Regions from separate parts of the Homo sapiens genome. Here region 1 is linked to region 2. A link is an interaction called in ENCODE POLR2A ChIA-PET data of the cell type or tissue named here. Cell type or tissue: OCI-LY7. All regions are shown on one strand. Links, peaks and the distances in the headings refer to the core of each region. The heading gives the core; the rest is flanking DNA.

What was found. ChIA-PET counts read pairs that join two places held together with the same protein. Peaks named below come from ENCODE experiments on the same cell type or tissue, not always from the same donor. Only the 100,000 strongest peaks of a DNase experiment are listed, where the experiment ranks them.
Region 1: POLR2A ChIA-PET joins it to region 2 with 8 read pairs; 5 of 35 experiments call an interaction of 5 or more read pairs at or near these places.

Annotation. Positions count from the first base shown.
Region 1 is chr17:73,050,668-73,061,029 of GRCh38, forward strand. All of the region lies in intron 3 of SLC39A11 (solute carrier family 39 member 11), which reads right to left. Among named protein-coding and RNA genes, the nearest start is that of SLC39A11, 37 kb to the right of the region's middle. In OCI-LY7, for the core only: no CTCF peak of the experiment used is centred there; no DNase peak of the experiment used is centred there.
Region 2 is chr17:73,127,824-73,138,185 of GRCh38, forward strand. No RefSeq gene overlaps it. Among named protein-coding and RNA genes, the nearest start is that of SSTR2, 32 kb to the right of the region's middle. RefSeq lists an enhancer at 4,099-4,648 and silencers at 4,589-4,658, 9,633-9,833. In OCI-LY7, for the core only: no CTCF peak of the experiment used is centred there; a DNase peak (open chromatin) is centred at 4,578; H3K27ac peaks cover 537 bases.

The DNA.
Region 1 (10,362 bases), core at 868-8,867, 77 kb before region 2:
TTGGCCAGGCTGGTCTTGAACTCTTGACCTCAAGTGATCCGCCCATCTCGGCCTCCCAAAGTGCTGGGATTACAGGCGTGAGCCACCATGCCTGGCCTGACTTGCATTTTTAAAGCTCTCTTCTGGGGATGGGGGAGGTGAAAGGGAAGGGATGGAGTGGGCAAGAGCAGAGAGACCAGCAGAAAGGCCCCTTGAGGGGCATGGACCAGTGTCATCAGTGCAGGTGAGGAAAGATGATCCAATTCGGGATGTATTTTGGAGGGAGGGATTACAGGGCTTGTCAATGGAAGAATAAGGCAAGATCCAGTAAAAGAGAATGTATTGGTTTCCTGGAGCTGCTATAACAAAAGACTGCAAACTGAGTGGCTTATAACAACAGAAATTCATTCTCTCACGGTTCTAGAAGTTAGAAATGCAAAATCAAGGTGTCAGCTGGGCCACGCTCCCTCTAAAGGCTCTTGGGAAGAAAGCTTCCCTGCCTCTAGTGGCTGCCAGAAGCCCTCGGTGTTCCTTGACTTGTGGATACATCACTCCAGTCACCCGGCCACCCTCACCTGTCTGTTTGTCTGTGTCCCTCTTCTTATAAGGACACCAGTCCTAATGTGGTATGACCTCATCTTAACTTGATTAAATTTCCATGACAGTAACTTGTTTATATCCACAAAGACCCCATTTCCGAGCCCTAAAAAGACCTGTGAAGGTCACATTCACAGGTTCTGTGCAGACAGGAATTTGCAGGGTGAGGACATTTTCCAACCCAAGGCAGACAGGAATCCAGATGACTCAGGTTTGGGGACTGTGCAACTTGGTAGAAGGTGGCAGCCTTGACTGAGAAGAGACACAGTGAAGGAGGACAGGTTAGGAGGTGAGGATGGAATAGGAAGTGAGGGGGAGCCGTCAAGAGTTCAGGCCAGTCGCCGTGGTTCAGGCCTGTAATCCCGGCACTTTGGGAGGCCGAGGCGGGCGGATCACCTGAGGTCAGGAGTTCGAGACCAGCCCGGCCAACATGGTGAAACCCTGTGTCTACAAAAAATACAAAAATTAGCCAGGTGTGGTGGCATGTGCCTATAATCCCAACTACTCAGGTGGCTGAGACCAAAGAATCGCTTGAACCCAGGAAGTGGAGGTTGCAGTCAGCTGAGATCTCGCCACTGTACTGCAGCCTGGGTGACAAAGCGAGATTCCATCTCAAAAGCAAAAAGCAAAAAGTTTGTTGGTGCCAGAGGGAATGTCGAAACTCATCTGTAATGGAAGAAAAATCAAAGAAAATGTATCATCAGGCTTAGGACACTGATTCAGACCCGTGTCACCTCTATGGGCCTCAGTTTTGTCAGCTGTAAAATTGGAATAACCATCCCCAGCTCCATCAAGTGGTCGTGAAGACAAAATGAGCTCATCTGTGTTCTAGGCACTCAACATGTTGGCTATTTCTAATACAAGGTGCCCCGTTTTTTACCGAGTGTTAAGTGCAAGCCCCCCAGTGTTGCTGACAGAGACCAAATCAACCCCAGAAAAAAAAAAGAAGAAAGCCTCTCAGAGGGAATCTGGAGAATCCAGGGGGACAACATTTATAACAAGAAAAACCTCTCATTATTATCAGACAGATAAGGATGCATGAAATAAACCCATAAAGACAGGATGCTAGAGGGGAAAAAAAAAACAGGAAGACTAAGAGAGTTTTCAAAACCTAAAACTGCAAAAACAACCGAAAACACTTTGCTCTTTTTATGGAATCAATGAAATTTTCCACCACGCAGAACAAAGCAGCAAACAGATGATAAAATAAAGAGCGAAAAGAGAGGAGAGTGAGAGATTAAGTCCAGGAAGGCCAGTAGCCAACTAATAAGACTAATAAAGAGAGGACAGAGGACCAGCCAGGGGAACTATTAAAGGCATATAAAATAACATTTACCAGAACTCAGGGACACTGGCTTCCAAACTGAGAAACTGCAGAACACATTTATTTAGAAATGTGGGAGAAAATGTCTCAAAAAGCAGACAAAAGTGGTTACTACTGGAAAAGAGGGCAGGACCATGGAAGGTGAGGTAGAGAATTAGTGGTTTTATTCCTGCCCAAGCTGCAGTCACAGTGGCACAATCTTGGCTCACTGCAACCTCCACCTCCCGGGTTCAAGCAATTCTCCTGCCTCTGCCTCCCGAGTAGCTGGAATTACAGGAGCGTGCCATCATGCCTGGCTAATTTTTGCATTTTTAGTAGAGACAAGGTTTCACCATGTTGGCCAGGCTGGTCTCGAACTCCTGACCTCAGGTGATCAGCCTGCCTCAGCCTCCCAAAGTGCTGGGATTATAGGCATGAGCCACTGAGCCTGGCCAACCTAATGTTTAAAAACATGTTCTTTCACTTAATGTATTCTAATCTTTTTCTTGTTATGTTGGTGGTTACATATTACTCCATCACATGAGCTGAGATGAGTTCACTCCAGTGAGACGGAGGCTACAGTGAGCCAAGATTGTGCCAATGCATTCCAGCCTGGGCAACAGAGCGCGACCCCATCTCAAACAAAACAACAACAGAAACAACCATTATGTATGGTATGAGCCCATTTGATTTTCTTTTTTTTTTTTAATTATATATGAAGAAAAAACGATAGAAGATTGATACTACTGAGAAGAAAGTTTATAGGAGTCTGTATGGAGAAGTTAATCAACTAGGGATAAAAGAGGTAAGTAGTAACCCTGAGGGCCACATACTAGAGGAAAACTGATACCCACAGTCGCAGACTTACATCAAACCCAAACAGCTCATGTGTCTCCCACCCATTTTATATGAATAGTCATCAACATGTATTGATGAGCATTTGCTATGTGTCAATTACTGTGTTAAATGCTTGAAATATACTTACTCATTTCATCTGTACAGCAATCCTATACAGGAGACAGTACTATCATCTCCATTTTACAAATGGGGAAACTCAGGCTTACAAAGTCTAGCTAACTAGCCCGAGCTCCCACAACTAGTGATTAGCGAAACCAGGATCAAACCCAAGCAAGGTGACCCCAGGATTCTTTATAATGCCAGAATACATGTCCACTAATAAAAAAGGGCTCCAGCCCATGGTGCCGACCGCCCCCTGCCCTGAGCTCACCCCACGCAGCTGATGGTTTGAGACATTTCCTGGCATGACTGCATCCTGAGATGTTCATCATAATTAAAACGTGGGGAAATTTTCAAACTGCTTCAGAGATGTAATGAGTTTACATTCAATTAGTTTCTTCCTTCATTGGGAGAATCAGAAAGACTGATTTCCGTATAGACTCAGCAGGGAGGATTTCTTGCTGCCTATTTTGAGATTTCATTCTGATGTTCCAGTAATATAAATCAGCACACATGGGGGGTCTGGAAAAATCAAGCTGAGCTGAGAGGCAGCCAACCCCAAAGAAAATCTCTAATGCGGGCCAGGTGTGGTGGCTCATGCCTGTAATCCCAGCACTTTGGGAGGCCGAGGTGGGTGGACCACACAGTCCGGAGTTCGAGACCAGCCTGACCACATGGTGAAACCCCGTGTCTACTAAAAATACAAAAATTAGCTGGGTTTGGTAGCGCATGCCTGTAGTCCCAGCTACTCAGGAGGCTGAGGCAGGAGAATCTCTTGAACCCGGGAGGCGGAGGTTGCAGTGAGCCAAGATCGCCACTGCACTCCAGCCTGGGAGCTGGACCAAGACTCCATCTCGAAAAAAACAAAAAAACAAAAAAAAAAACTCTAATGCACACGCCACATTTATTCAACATTCACTTTAAAAATATTTTTGGATGCCAACTATGTTCTAGGCCCTGTAATAAGGACCAAGGCTCAACAGTGAAAGAGACCGCCTCTGCCCTCAAGGTGCTTCTAGTTTGGGGAGGAAAGAAGACAAACAATTAGAATCCAGAGACAGTGGGAGGCCCAGGCAGGTGGATCACTTGAGGTCAGGAGTTCGAAACTGGCCTGGCCAACATGGTGAAACCCCATCTCTACTAAAAACACAAAAATTAGTCAGGTATGGTGGCATGTGCCTATAATCCCAACTACTCAGGAGGCTGAGGCAAGAGAATCGCTTGAACCTGAGAGGCACAGGTTGCAGTGAGCCAAGATCGTGCCATTGCACTCCAGCCTGGGTGACAGAGCAAGATTCCGTCTCAAAAAAAAAAAAAAAAAGAATTTAGAGACAAGTGCTGGGGAGAGCTGCAGATGCTTATCAAGGGGCTTATCAATCCCATCGTGGAGGGGGCTCAGAAATTAAGAAGCAAAAAAATCTCCTTAAGAAACAAAGACTCGATGACAAGGATCTGGAAGGGATCAGGGTCCAGAAGAGAAGGGCAGAGCAAGTGAACCCCAAGGGCTTTGGGAGCCAGGTCCATGATGAGGTCATATGCTGGAGTAAATGACAAGCAAACTCTCCCTTCACCAGCTGTCAACAATGCACCTCCCAATCCAACCTGCATGATGCCAGGAGTGTCCCTGTCCCAAGCCAGTTGGCTGCTGGCTGTCTCTGGAAGAGAAGGGCTCTTCTGGGGAGTCGAGGGGGGATATGAAATGAATTCCCGTTAGAGTGCTCCACATTCATTCATGCGTGACATTGGGGTGGGGCAGAGGGGAGTTCATGCACATATTTGGGCACATTAAGGCTCTCAAAGGAAGCAGAGGTCCACAGGAGGTAGGACCTGTTTAAGCCTGAGGATGTCTGCACAATTGAGTCTCACCCGGCAACTGCAACCTGGCCTGGGACATAGACTAACTGAAAGCCTAGCTTAGGAGTACACTTTTTTTTCTTTTTTTTTTTTAGAGAGGGTCTCACTCAGTTGCCCAGGCTGGAGTGCAGTGGTACAATCACAGCTCACTGCAGCCTCAACCTCCCGGGCTCAAGCAATCCTCTCACCTCACCCTCCCGATTAGCTAGGACGACAGGCACATTGCCACCATGGCTGGATAATTTGTGTATGTAGAAATGAGGGAAGGCGGGTAGGGGGCGAGGGGCAGGGGTGGAGGGGAGCGGAGACCTCCCTATGTTGCCCAGGTTGGTCTTGAACTCCTGGGCTCAAACGATTCTCCTGCCTCAACCTCTGAAAGTGCTGGGATTAGTAAGCCACCAAATCTTAATCAATCATAGCAGCTGAGCGTCAGTCAATCATAGGCAGCCAGCTGGTTCAAATAAGGCAAAACACCAGGCTGTAACCAATTAGGCTATCTCTGTGCAGCCCTTCCATCTTCTGTCCATAAATGTCCCCTGACCACGTTGCAGCCCTGGGCTTCTCAAGCCATTCCGGTTCTGTGGGCTGCCTGATTTTTGAATCGTAAATAAAGGTCAATTAAGATCTTTAAATTTGCTGTAATTGTCTTTCTGATACTTTTGGTGCCCACTATGGGGCACAGAGGACACTGCTGGCAACTCCCAAGGCCCCTGGAGGGCACAGGAGAGGCACCGCTGGCCCCGTGAGGTCCCATCTTCCCCACAGAGCCCCGAGGGTGGTGAATGCCTCTCAGATTGGACTCTGGTTTTTTGTTTGTTTGTTTTTTTTTGAGACGGAGTCTCGCTCTGTCACCCAGGCTGGAGTACAGTGGAATAATCTTGGCTCAATGTAACCTCCACCTCCCTGGTTCAAGCAATTCTCCTGCCTCAGCCTCCCGAGTAGCTGGGACTATAGGCGCCATCCACCATGCCTAGCTAATTTTTGTATTTTTAGTGGAGACGGGGTTTCACCATGTTGGCCAGGCTGGTCTGGAACTCCTGACCTCAAGTGATCCACCCGCCTCGGCCTCCCAAAATGCTGAGTTTACAGGCATGAGCCACCGCACCCGGCTGGACTCTGCTCTTTTTACATTGAGTCCCTGATCTTTTTTTGGCTTTTGCATCCAGGATTAGATTGTGCTGGATGAGAGCACGTGAGCTTCTGGGATCTGTGGTGGCTGGCAAGTCACTGGCAAAAGTCAAAGTCATGACAAAGACGGGACTGAGTCCTGTAGGGAGGCCTCAGGTGCCTGCCTGGGTCAAACAAGCTGGCTTGGATCTGGTAGGTGGGGAAGGTTACGAGAAGACAGGGAGTCATGGGTTCACCTGGATCCAAGGGGTCTCCATGAATCTATCCTCCTATCTACTCCTCTAACTGGAACTCCTGCCAATTTCATGTACAAGAACTATGAACCCAGAACCTGTGCTTTTCTAGAGAAAGAGAGAACTTTACCAAGAAGACTTACAGTGGCCACAGTGGGGAAGCTTTAAACTATATTTAATTTTTATTTGTGAGGCACATTAGAAAAGGAAGAATCAAAACACCCCAAAAAACAATGGGATGCATTTTTTTTCTTTTCCTGAGACACAGTCTTGCTCTGTCACCAAGGCTGGAGTGCAGCGGTATGATTTCAACTCACTGCAACCTCTGCCTCCTGAGCTCAATTGATCCTCCCTGCCTCAGCCTCCTGAGTACAGGCACCTGCAACCATGCCCAGTTAATTTTTTGTGGGAGATGTATATACATGTATATCAAGATGGGGTTTCGCCATGTTGTCCAGGCTGGTCTTGAACTCCTGGGCTCAAGCCACGCACCCGCCTTGTCCTCCCAAAGTGCTGGGATTACAGCAGGGGCCGCTGCACCTGGCCAGGATGCACTTTTAACTGGTTTGCAGGGGCATCTAAATGATTAAATGAATCAAACATTGCCTCTTTTAATAGATTCTTTATAAAAGGCAAATAGAAAGCTTAAGTGACTCATTGATGAGAAAAAATATTTTATGTTGACTGACAATTCTGACCGCACCTTTTCTCTATCTTTCTATCCTCCTCTGCCTAGTCTGAATTTACTTTTTCTCTTAGTAACCTTCCAATCTTAAAAACAAAAACAAATAAAAGTGATTTATAAAAGTTAAGCTCTCAGATCAACGAGGTCTGCTTCTTTAGCCACTTTTATGGTTTGGTGAAAATCTTAAATTCAGCCCTGTTCATAATGGGTTTCCACCTGAATTCAGTAATCTAGTTAGAAAATGCAGGCTGAGGCCAGGCGCGGTGGCTCACGCCTGTAATCCTAGCACTTTGGGAGGCCGAGGCGGGCAGATCACTTGAGGTCAGGAGTACGAGACCAGCCTGGCGAACATGGTGAAACCCTGTCTCTACAAAAATACGAAAATTAGCCGGGAACATTGGTAGGTGCCTGTAGTCCCAGCTACTTGGGAGGCTGACGCACAAGAATCGCTTGAACCCCAGAGATGGAGGTTGCAGTGAGCCAAGATCGTGCCACTGCACTCCAGCCTGGGGGACAGAGCAAGACTCTATCTCCAAAAAAAGAAAACACAGGCTGGCTTGGGAAGCTGCCTATCTTTAGTTATTTTAGTTATTTCGTTTTAGACTCTTTTTTTTTTTTTTTTTTGTAAAAGAAATTTACTTCTGTGGGAAAAGTCTCCATTTGTGGGGTGTGTCCCTCTTTGCACCCTAAATCACTAGAAACTTTCAAAATGGAGAAGGTCAAGACTTAACTTTGTTTCACAGGCCTTGCCTTTCACCATTTTGTCTTCACCAGGCTTGCGTGTTTGTTTGTCTTGGCAAATAATACTATTTTGGCCTGAAATCTGGTTATCAGGCTAGCTGACAATCCCTGGGGGCAATAATGAGTAATCGAAGTGTCCTCTGATTTAACCCCCTTGCTAGAATGAAAACAGTCGGGGGATAAAGAAAATATCCGCAGAGTAAATGCGGAAAAGATAGATAGGTCCTTGGAAGAATGGATGATGGGCCAGCTGGGGTGGCCTTCTGATCTCGTCTCCTGTGATAGGAGTTAATCTTGGCCGGGTGCAGTGGCTGACATATGTAACCCCAGCACTTTTGCAGGCCCAGACGGGCAGATCACCTGAGGTCAGGAGTTTGAGACCAGCCTGGCCAACATGGCGAAACCCCCTCTCTACTAAAAATACAACAATTAGCCAGGCATGGTAGCAGGCACCTGTAATACCAGCTCCTAGGGAGAAAGAGGCAAGAGAATTGCTTGAACCTGGGAGGTGGAGGTTGCAGTGAGTCGAGATCGCACCACTGCACTCCAGCCTGGCTGACAGAGCGAAACTCTGTCTCAAAAAAATAAAAAAGGGTTAATCTTCAGAAGACTGACGCAGTTGAGTTCCTTTTGTAGGATCTGTCTTTTGGCAGATGAAAGAGAACTCAGGAGGCCTTGCCCTGTGTTTTGCCTTCAACTCAAAGTAATTAATATACCAAAAATGTGACTACCAAAGCAACACATTTTGGGGTGGCATTCCCTGAATGCTTTCAATGGCTAGTTTTGTTTAGTGAGCAATTAAATAATAACTGTTAAAAAAAAAAGAATAAATTAGGTGAATATGGACAGCATAAAAGTTTATAAATGAATTTGTCATTGTTTCAAAAATCTTTTGCAGCAATTTGGAATTTTAAAGTAATAGATATTTATAAAATGTCTGAGTCATTTCTTAGTTAAAATACTAGAACATTAACTGCTAAACATAAGTTTCAAGTATAAATACTTTGGCATCTTGGTTTTGTACAATATAGAGAAGCTGAATATATTTGGGTTTGTTCATAAACATGAAAACATTGTTCTAGGAGGAAGCACATATTTCTAGAAATTACAAATGTATATTCATGAAATGTTAGTATATAACAGTTTAAAATTGTTTTACTTCTTATGTTTTCACTAGAAATTGAGGTTAGTAACAGTTTAAAATTCTAATCAATATAAGCTAGTGAAAACTGGAAATAAGCCCAGGCATAGTGGCTCACGCCTGTAATCCCAGCACTTTGGGGAGGCTGAGGCAGGCAGATCACCTGAGGTCAGGAGTTCGAGACCAGCCTGACCAACACGGTGAACCCCTGTCTCCACAAAAAATACAAAAATTAGCCGGGCATGGGGGCGGCTGCCACCTCAGGAGGCTGAGACAGGAGAATCACTTGAACCTGGGAAGCTGAGGTTACAGTAAGCCGAGATCGCGCCATTGCACTCCAGCCTGGGCGACAAGACTGAAACTGTCTCCAAAAAAAAAAAAAAACTGGAAATAATATGGGAAACAACTCCATATGCAAGGAAAAAAAAGATATGTTTTTGTTAAGTGAAGCTATGAGGTATGAAATATGTGTCTTTGTTAAGGAAAAAAAGAGTAATTTTCACCCTAACGTAGAATGACAGGTTGCCCCAAAATGAGAAAGAGGGAAGGTATAGATAGGATAAATAAAAAACTGATGGAATATAAGAAGGTTGTAGGAGGTTTGTGGACGGTGAATCATGTGAAAGAAATTTTATTGTGATCAGCAGGGCGTGGTGACTCACCCCTGTAATCCCAGCACTTTGGGAGGCTGAGGCAGGTGGATCACCTGAGGTCAGGAGTTCAAGACCAGCCTGGCCAACATGGTGAAACCTGTCTGTACTAAAAATACAAAAATCGGCCAAGCATGGTGGTGGGTGCCTGTAATCCCAGCTACCTGGGAGGCTAAGGCAGGAGAATTCGCCTGAAGCCGGGAGGCAGAAGTTGCAGTGAGCCGAGATCACGCCACTGCACTCCAGCCTGGGCAACAAGAATGAAACTCCATCTCAAAAAAAAAAAAAAAAAAAAGAAAGAAAAAAGAAAAAAAAAGAAAACAAGGTAAAAAAAAAAAAGTTGGGGGGTTTCTTTACCTTTTAGGAAACTGGCAAAGGAAATGAAGACTGCGTTCTACCAAAATAACTTTTTGTCCTTCACGTTGTCTTTATCAGGTTTTTGATAACTATAGAAAACTATTAAAGAGCTAAGGTTTTTCCTCCAAATATGTTGCTTTTTATATTCACCTTTGAAGTCTTTATCACTCTGGTTAAATTAATGACTATTATTTCATAGTTACTTGTGATCCCATTTTGATGAAATGTTTTAAACCTTGGTGATATTTAAACCAAAATCAAACTCTAAATTTAGTCTTTCTGACCAAGAATTAACTTTGGGATTCTCTTGCTGGGCCCTGAGAAAGCCTCAAAGGATACATCTCTCACCTTGTAAAGGGGAGATATTATACGAATTAGGCTTATTTAGTATACTAAATTATATGGGAAGTACTGTCAAATAATAAGTAATGCTGAACCTTCTTTGAATTTTACTCATATGTGTTCTAGAAAATTGTTTACAATTTTTAGAAATTTGATACGTGATCAGCCATAATTTCAGTTATTATGTTAAATGGTTGTATTCCACAGAAACAACTAAATTTCCTTGTCAATTGTGTCATTATTGAATGAAATTTCAACAGCTCTTTAACCATGGACATTTTAAGTCCTGTCACTCACAGACGGTTGTTTGCTCGGTACTTTCCTAAGCAACTATAAGCCTATATAGTTTTGTCTTCAAGGAGGCTCACGGAAAAGATTCTGACAAGTACAGGTTT
Region 2 (10,362 bases), core at 711-8,710:
TTAGTAGAGATGGGGTTTTACCGTATTAGCCAAGATGGTCTCCATCTCCTGACCTCGTGATCTGCCCACCTCGGCCTCCCAAAGTGCTGGGATTACAGGCGTGAGCCACCACACCCAGCCAACTCAGTGAATCTTAAAATCACTTGGATCACAATCCCAGGGCAAGGATCTCTTTCCTACCCTAGGGGATCCACTGGAGGGATCCATGAGAGGAGATCCGAAGAGACAGGGAGGAAAGAGACTGCTTTCCTCCCACAAAAGCAGTTTCCACAACCTCCCCTGGTCACCTCAACTGGCCCATAACACCTATCACTGCTCCCAAAGCAAAGGCTGCCATACCAAAGGCCTTACATTGGGCCAGGCATGATGGCTCACACCTGTAATCCCAGCGCTTCAAGAGGCTGAGGCGGGGGGATCACCTGAGGTCAGGAGTTCGAGACCAGACTGACCAACATGGCGAAACCCTGTCTCTATTAAAAATACAAAAGTTAGCCGGGTGTGGCGGTGGGCACCTGTAATCCCAGCTACTTGGGAGGCTGAGGCAGGATAATTGCTTGAACCTGGGAGGTGGAGGTTGCAGTGAGCCGAGATCGTGCCACTGCACTCCAGCCTGGGCAACAGAGCAAGACTCTGTCTCAGAAAAAAAAAAAAAAAAGGCCTTACATGGGGCAGATATGAGGTCAGAGCCCAATCCCTGCTGCCAAGGACAGTCTGATTTCACCTCCAGCTACCTTAGGAACAGCAGTGGGAAGGCAGGGCTTCAGGAGACAACCTCCAGAGGCCCAGCCAGGCAGCGAAGGGGATGGAAATGAAACTATAGCATGTGCAGTGGTGGGAACACTGCCTGGAAATCCCAACCCCAGTTCAGATTTGAAGCTTCACTAACTCACTGAGCCAAGTCACGTCACCCTCTGCTTCTTATAATGAATGGAACCCGAGTGAGTCCTAAGCTGCAAAAAATCTGTGATCATAGTATCCCCCAAAATTGAAAACAGACTCAAATCAAACAAATCCTTGTACATAAATGTTCATGCCAGTACTATTCACAACAGGCACAAGGTAGAAGCAACCCAAATGTCCATCAACTGATGAATGGATACACACAATGGGGTCTATCCATACAATAGAATATTATCATTCAGCCATGAAAAGGCATGAAGTGCTGATCCATGCCACAATGCAGATGAACCTCCAGAACATTATGCTCAGTGAAAGAAGCCAGACACCAAACACCACATATTGTATGATTCCATTTGTAAGAAATAGCCAGAATAGGGAACTCTGCAGAAAGAGAAAGCAGATTGGGCTGGGTGCGGTGGCTCAATCCTGTAATCCCAGCACTTTGGGGGGCCAAGATGGGTGGATCACCGAAGGTCAGAAGTTCAAGACCAGCCCAGCCAACATGATGAAACCCCATCTCTACAAAAATACAAAAATTAGCTGGGCATGATGGCAGGTGCCTGTAATCCCAGCTATTCGGGAGGCTGAGGCAGAAGAATCGCTTGAACCCAGGAGGTGGAGGTTGCAGTGAGCCAAGATCATGGCATTGCACTCCAGCCTGGGTGACAGAGTGAGACTCTTCTCAAAAAAAAAAAAAAAAAAAAAAAAAGAGAGAAAGCAGATTGTGGTTGTCAGGGGCTGCCAGAGTGGGGAATAGGTAATGACTGTTTTATGGGTATAGGGTTTTATTTTGGAGTGACTAAAATTTTTTTGGAAAGACATAGAATTTGTACTTGTAGAACATTGCAAATATACTAAATGCCACTGAATTGTTCAATTAAAATGGTTACTTTTATGTTATGTGAATTTCACCTTAATTTTTGTCTTTTTTTCCTTTTTGTGGAGAATGGGATCTCGCTATATTGCCCAGGTAAGTCTCAAACTCCTGGGCTCAAGCTATCCTCCCGCCTCTGCCTCCCTAAAAGCTGGGATTACAGGCATGAGCCACCATGCCCGGCCTCACCTTAATTTATTATTATTAATTTATTAATTTATTTTAGACACAGGGTCTGGCTCCGTCATCCAGGCTAGAATGCAGTGGTGCAATCATAGCTCGTTGCAGCCTTAACTCCTGGACTCAAGGTTATAGGCATGAGCCACGGACCCTGCCCCCTTACTTCATTTTTTTTTTAAGTCTGGTGAGTAGGCTTACAATAGCTGGCTCCGACTGGGTTTCTGCAGAAGCCTCACCTGGGAAGGGTCGTAAGAAGGGCCACTCCCTCTATTTCTATTCTGGAACCCCTGACGCCACTTTTTTTCCCCAAACATAGCTAAATTAAGCTCTTTTCTATTTCTCTAGCAGAATTATATGTCTATTTGTTTACTATCTGCCCAAAAAGGCTAACTCCAAGAGGGTAGTGATTTGTCTGGTTCAACGTAACACCCCACTGTCTAGCCATGGGTGGGCGCTCAATAAATATTTGTGAATGAATAAGTGAATGAAACTATGCAGGTGATCCTGTTTACCTTTTTTTCTTTTTTTAAAAAATAAAAGCTATAAATGTGTTGGTGGGGATGCGAAATGATGTAGCTGCTATGGAAAACTCGATGGAGATTTCTCAAAAAATTAAACATAGAATTGCCATATGATCCAGCAATCCCACTTCTGGATATACCCCCAAAAGAATTGAAAACAGGATCTCAAAGAGATATTTGCACACCTTTGTTCGTTGCAGCATTATTCACAATAGCCAAGAGGTAGAAGCGACTATATGTCCATCCATGGATGAATGGATAAAGAGAATGTGGTCTGTGCTTACAACAGCGTCTTAGCCTTAAAAAGGAGGAAAATCCATCTTATGCTACACCATGGAAAAACCTTGAGAACATTATGCGAAGTGCAATAAGCCAGTCACAGAAGAACAAATACCACACGACGCACCGCTTATATCGAGGCATCCAAAGCAGTCAAGTTTGTAGAAACAAAGTAGAATGGTGATTGCTAGGGGCTGGGGAAGAGGGGGAAAAGGGGAGTTATTTAACGGATATAGAGTTTCAGTTTCGTAATATAAAACATCCTAGAGATCTTTTGCACATGATGTGCATATAGTTACCATTATGGTACTACATACTTAAAAATAGTTACGATGGTAAATTCTACATTATGTGTTTTTACAATTTTATGAAGCTATAGACACACGTATACATGAATGTATAATTATACATCTTTAATTTTTTTGTGTTCTTAAACCAGCCTGTGAGAGGGTAGCTGAACCCGTGAGAGCTCTGCTGCCTGGTTTTGAGTAGGGACTATCCTGGTGGGTGAGGCTTTGGACAGCAATGCCCTTGAGGAGAGCTGGGCTCCATATCCTGTCTCCAGGAACTCATCAGCACAGATTGGAAAAGTTTATATGGCTAGATGAAGTTGCAGGGGGACCATCTGAATAGGCTCATGAAGCAGGAGTCATTAACAAGAAAAGTCAGCTCAAGCGCTCTTTGCCAAGAACTGGCTGTACAAAACTCAGTCCAGAAAATATCAACCTTAATTACAAAGTGGGTCTCTCCTGGAGGGCAGTGCTCCTCCCCCGACCCCAAGAACTGGGTTGGAGCCATGGGGGGCAGGGTGGGTGCTAAACTGCACTAGTTGAAACTTTTTTTTTTTTTTAATGGAAGCAAGTTTATTAAGAAAGTAAAGGAATAAAGATTGGCTACTCCATAGGCAGAGCAGCCTGAAACTTCCAAAGAAAGGGAGAAAGAAGGAGTGAACTGGGCCCTCCTAAACGCTAGTGCAAGATTTGGTATACTACAACTCACAGGCCAAGTCTGGTTATGCCTGTTTTTATAAATAAAGTTTTATTGGGGCTGGGCACTGTGGCTCACTCCTGTAATCCCAGCACTTTGGGAGGCCAAGGCGGACAGATCACTTGAGGTCAGGAGTTTGAGACCAGCCTGGCCAACGTGGGGAAACCCCGTCTCTACTAAAAATATAAAAATTAGCTAGGCATGGTGGCGGGCACCTGTAATCCCAGCTACTAGGGAGACTGAGGCAGGAGAATTGCTTGAACCCGGGAGGCAGAGATTTCAGTGAGCCGAGATGGCGCCACTGCACTCCAGCCTGGGTGACAGAGCGAGACTCCAACTCAAAAAAAAAAAAAAAGTTTTATGGGAACCTAGTTATGGCCCATCATTGATGCATTGATTTATCATCTATGGCTGTTTCTTCTACAATAGAGCTGAGTAGTTGTGACAGAAGCTGTATAGCCCACAAAGCAGAAGATATTTACTCTCCGACCATTTACAGAAGAAGTTTGCCAACCCCCGATCTAGGGAAAGAAAACGGTGTCCTGTGTAGGGAAGGACATAATGCTTCGCTCCTTATTCAAGGGCCAGTAAATCCCGTTCCCTTTTGTTTTCTCCTGCTGTTCTGCATCCTAGCGCAATCAATTCCCAATTGTGTATGAAGTGCCACGGAAAATCCCCAGCGGCGGTTAATGCAAAAGCATTTATAATTGGTTTCAGATGCTAATAGGAATCATCTATCTCTCACTACTTCCCCCAGCAGATTTACCTTCTTAATCATGTGTGACTTAGGCTGATGTCAAGATGCATCTGCACTCCCAGAGCACCCCCTACACCCACCAGCTGCAAGGCAGAAAGGCAGGGGTGAATGCAGAAGTGATCTAAAGTGGCGGGCGCGGGGGGAGGGCGCACACCAAAAAAAACGGGTGGCATTACCCTGTGAGGAAGCACAGGGCCCAGCCAAAGCTGCAATACAAATAAGAAATAAGGGTTCTCTCTAGAACGGTTACTCTTAAACTGCTCTACCATTTTCACGGCCTCTCTCTGTCCATCATGGCAGCTCCTGGGGTTGTTGCTTGCAGAGCTGTGTAGCCTGCTGATAGCATTATGGTCAGTGGGCAGACCAGGGGAGGACTCTCTAGGATCCCCCAGCTGGTGCCAGGGAGAGGCATGGGAGGGGTTGAAACTAACTCTCCATCCAAAGACTCTAAAGATGGGTAGGGTCAATCGGCCTCTCAGGAGATGCTGAAGACTACTTCTTATGGGTTGTGGGCCATGGCCTCAGAATTTAGGAAGTTTACAAACAAGGCAGAGAGACCACAGAACATCAAATACTACTACAAGAGCTAATCAAAGAAAGAGAGAGAGAAATGGCTGGGCGCAGTAGCTCAGGCCTATAATCCCAGCACTTTGGGAGGCTGAGGTAGATGAATAGCTTCAGCCCAGGAGTTCAAGACTAGCCTGGGCAACATGGCAAGACTCTGTTTCTACTAAAAATACAAAAATTAGCCAGACCTGGTGTCACACACCTGTAGTCCCAGCTACTTGGGACGCTGAGGTGGGAAGATCAACTTGAGCCCAGGAGATCAAGGATGCAGTTAGCTGTGATCACGCTACTGCACTCCAGCATGGGTGACAGAGCAAGACCCTATCTCAAAAAAAAAAAAAAAAAAAAAAAGAGAGAGAGAGAGAGAAAGAGGGTAAACAGAAGACCTGTGCCAATGCAGTCAACAAGAAATTGCCAACTAAGTCACCTCAAACCTTTTATAGAACAAAAGAAGGTATAAGTATTTCTTTCTCATAAGGGCCAAGAAAGAAATATAGACACATACAATGAATTCAGAGGTAGGAGAGATGGCTCCAGCCAGACTGGCCCCAGAGGGCTTTCTAGAGAAGCAAGCACATGGCCCAGATCTCAGGGTGAGCAAGACGCCTCCTGTGGCCACTCAAGATGGTCAGAGTCCATCAACCCTGTCACAGGTTCCAAAGCACCCCTGTCAGAAGTTGTTCTGCATGGACCCTCCAGCCTCTTCTCCATCAGAGCTTTCTAGGCCAAAGAGTAGGAGCAGCAGCCATAGAACCAGTCAAGGAGCTCTGAGCCTCCTCCAGGCCCAGCTCTGTACAGGGGGGTTTTTTGGTTAATCCTCAAATAACCCCATAGTGTAAGTTTAACCCCTATTCCTAGAACAATACCCAGCATATAATAAGCTCTCCGGGAATCAGTATTTGTTTATTCATTAACTATATTTTTATTATGTTGAATAACTCCCCATCTTACAGATGGGGAAGGGGTAGAATTGCTAGATTTAGCAAACAAACAAAAAAACAGGACACTTCATTAAATTTAAATTTAAGATAAATAACAATATTTTAGTATAAGCATTGGAACACTGGGTGTCCTGTATTTTACTTAGTAACCCTAGGAAGCAGGGGATAGGGTGAGGAGCTGCAGCTCAAAGAGGTTTTGAATTTGCCTGAGGTCATCATGGGTAGGAAATGCCAAAAACAAATTCAAGCCCTGGTAGTCAAGCTCTAGAGCAAGTCTGATGGGCCTCTACACTGTCCCAGGCTGCTTCTCCCTTCTTGCCACTCCCACAGCCCTTTGACTACAACACTTTGACTACCTCACTCTTGCAATTTAACACATTGCAAGAAGGTAGTTGACAGTGCACATGTTGGTTTCCTCCCTTAGAAGATAAACTCTAATTCTCTGTAACTGCTTGGGATGGAGGCAGCTAATTGTCTTTGGGAATCTACTCTCTTCATCATCCTCCATTAAAGACACTCCAGTTCTTAGCTGGGCACATGGCTACTGGGATAAAGACTGTATTTTCCAGCATCCCTTGTAGCTACGCATGGTCATGTGACTAAGCGCTAACCAGGAAGTATCCTAAAAGGAGGAAGCATGCCCTTCTCTGCTTCCTGTTTCCTGCTGGCTGGGATGCGGAATAACGGCTGCTGCTATAGCAGCCCCTCTTGGACCACAAGGGACCTTGGGGGTGAAAGCAACCCCTACCAGAGCAATAAAACAGGAGAATCCTGGGTCACTAACAGTATTTAAAGCAATATCAGCCCTGGACTACTTGTAGGCTTTTTTCTAACTTAAGCCACTATTATTTGGGGCTTTCTATTACTTGGAGTTGAATATAATTGTAAGTTATGCATGACCTCAGCACCTAGAGTAGCCTGAAAGGGATTCAGGGAAGGTTTGCTGAAAGGATACCATTTCATAACCGAACAGTATCCTGCATTCCAGATTCTGGCCCAAAAACTCCCACCTCCCCCTAACCTCATATAAAACCTCAATTAAAATGCACGGCTAGAAACCTCACAAAATCCTTGACCTAAATATATCTGTATGTATGTGCTTTGATATTCCTGTGTGGAAGGGGAAGATGGCTGGAAAAAGTATTTTCTTTCTCTTAGGTATCCCCCAGACACAGATTTCAATAGTGGTGCAAGGCTGACCTAAGAGTTATTAATGATATGCTATTGGACTAAATGAGCTAGAATCACAGCAACATGGAAAATCAAGACTTCCTGCTATTATGTAAATGTACCGCCATTTGGGAAAATAACTCAGTATGAGATTCATTATAAATAATGTTTTCATCCCAACCTTCATGGCTTTTGGAAACTTCAATATATGACCCAATTTATTAACTAAAACAAGATCCCTCTCCAATCCTTTTAAATGACTTCTATAAAATTTTAAGCTTAGATCATCCATGCAAATATCTTACATTATTAGCTATGCAAATATTTTGTATTATTTTTAAAAGCCCAAAGCTTCTGAAAAACTCTCTTAATCCTGGATGTATTTCCTGATCCTACAATCATTTTATAGTATAAAGACACTACTGGGGCTGGGGGAAGTGGCTCACACCTGTAATCCCAACACTTTGGGAGGCCAAGGCAGGCAGATCACTTGAGGTCAGGAGTTCGCAACCAGCCTGGCCAACATGGTGAAACCCCAACTCTACTAAAAATATAAAAATTAGCCAGGCGTGGTGGTGGGCACCTGTAGTCCCAGCTACTTGGGAGGCTGAGGCAGGAGAATCGCTTGAACCCAGGAGGTGGAGGTTGCAGTGAACCGAGATTGTGCCACTGCACTCCAGCCTGGGCAACAAAGCGAGACTGTCAAAAACAAAAACAAAAACAAAACAAACAAACAAACAAAAGACACTATTGGATTAAAGGTATACATAGTAAATATATAGAAATCAATGTAACGTGTACATCCATCAGAAATTTTACTTGCATTTAATAAAAACTAATTCTGACTTATTGAAATGGAAATAAAATTTATTAAATGGTTGAGTCAGTTGCAGACCTCTCAGGAGGAACAGAACGACCACACAGCGGTAAACAGTCAGATGAAATCCCATAATTGCACCATAGAACTAACCCAGTGAGGACAGTGGTGTTGCAACCCTGAGGGTGTCAGTGCTTCAGGCTGTGTCAGTACTGAGACCCCTCGATACTGTTTCCAGAATCATTGCCATGTGTCTTCCAGATTTGGACACAACCACTGCTTCTGCCACCCTCACAAAAATGCATTATTATTATTATTATTATTATTATTATTTTGGAGATGGAGTCTCCCTCTGTCACCCAGGCTGGAGTGCAGTGGCACGATCTCAGCTCACTGGAACCTCTGCCTCCTGGCTTCAAGTGATTCTCCTGCCTCAGCCTCCCAGGTACCTGGGATTACAGGCACCCGCCACCAAGCCTGGCTAATTTTTGTATTTTTAGTAGAGACGTTTTTCCGTGTGGTCCAGGCTGGTCTCAAACTCCTGACCTCAGGTGATCCACCCTCCTCAGCCTCCTAAAGTGCTAGGATTACAGGTATGAGCCACTGCACCTGGCCCAGGAATAGATTCCTTGTGGCCGCTGCTTCTTTCTGTCACCAGCTTCTCATCCAAAGCCATGTGCAGGTGCATGTGATTTGCATTTCTAAGCTCATGCATCCCGGTCCATTTGCAAAGGAGGCTGGGAAGTCTGATACCTGGTTATTCCAGAGGTGAGCTCTATCTCATAAGATAGGAAATTCCCCATAAGATGATTCCTATGGTGGGCAACCAAAAAAGACAAATATTCACTACAATGCAATTTGACTGTCGTTTTGTCATGATGGCAATGTGATCCAAACTACTGCCCCTGTGTTTTCCCTAAGGATTCCTAATTCCTAAACACCCTGAACTGGCTTTATGAACACTTTATTTTTTCCACAATTCGAGTTTCCTCTAGTTCGTGGGTTTTCGTTCTCTCTTTTTTTTTTTTTTCCTTGAGATGGAGTCTCACTCTGTCACACAGGCTAGAGTGCAGTGGCACGATCTAGGCTCGCTGCAACCTCCACTTTCCAGGTTCAAGCCATTCTCCTGCCTCAGCCTCCCGAGTAGCTGGGATTACAGGTACCCACCACCACGCCCAGCTAATCTTTGTATTTTTAGTAGAAATGGGGTTTTGCCATGTTGGCCAGGTTGGTCTCGAACTCCTGACCTCAGGTGATCTGCCCACCTCGGCCTCCCAAAGTGCTGGGATTATAGGCTTGAGCCACTGCACCCGGCACCTTCAAATTTGTTTCCAATTAATTATTCCCAGCTCCGTCTACAGAATAGGGACAAATTAAAAACAACCTTAATGTCCACCAATTCATTAAAACAAATTAGGGACAATTACAAAGTTATTTGTATACCAAGCGGAAGATATAAATACATACCTGGTTATTGTAATGACTGCAAATTTAAAAAATTAGTGAGGCATTGCCAAAACAGTAAAGCAGGAATAATTGATTTAAAGTGAGTTGGGAATTTTTTTTTAACTATCCCCATCTCCTCATCTACTGAACATTAAGATTCTTATATTTTATTGTTTTTTCCCTACTGTTATACATTTTTGGTTATTTTCCTATTGCAAAAGCAATGTGTGCATATACAGACAGCAAGATTAATATAAAAATGTCTGTAATCTCACCACCCAGTGACAAGTAGCCTTATCTCCAGGACAGTAGCTTTGAGCATAGGCTTTGGGGTTAAACTGCCACATCTGGGTTGGGCGTGGTGGCTCACACCTCTAAGCGCAGCACTTTGGGAGGCCAAGGCAGGCAAATCACCTGAGTTCAGGAATTCAACCCCAAAATATATAACAGTAGGGAGAAAACATTAAAATACAAGAATCTAAATTTTGAGTAGATGAGATGGGGATAGTTAAAAAAAAATTCCAACTCACTTTAAATCAATTATTCCTGCTTTACTGTTTTGGCACTGCCTCACTAATTTTTAAAATTTGCAAAGTTGTTACAATAACCAGGTATGTATTTACATCTCACACTTGGTATACAGATTACTTTGTAACATAGTGAATACTTGTCTCTACCAAAAATACAAGTATTAGCTGGGTGTGGTAGCACAGGCCTGTAGTCCCAGTTACTCGGGAGGCTGAGGCAGGAGAATCGCTTGAACCCAGGAGGTGGAAGTTGCAGTGAGCCGAGATTGTACCACTGCACTCCAGCCTGGACAACAAAGTGAGACTCCATCTCAAAACAAATAAAAAATAAAAAACAAAAATGCCACATCTAAACCCTCATGACCTTAGAAAACTTCCTCCATCTCTCTCCCCTCG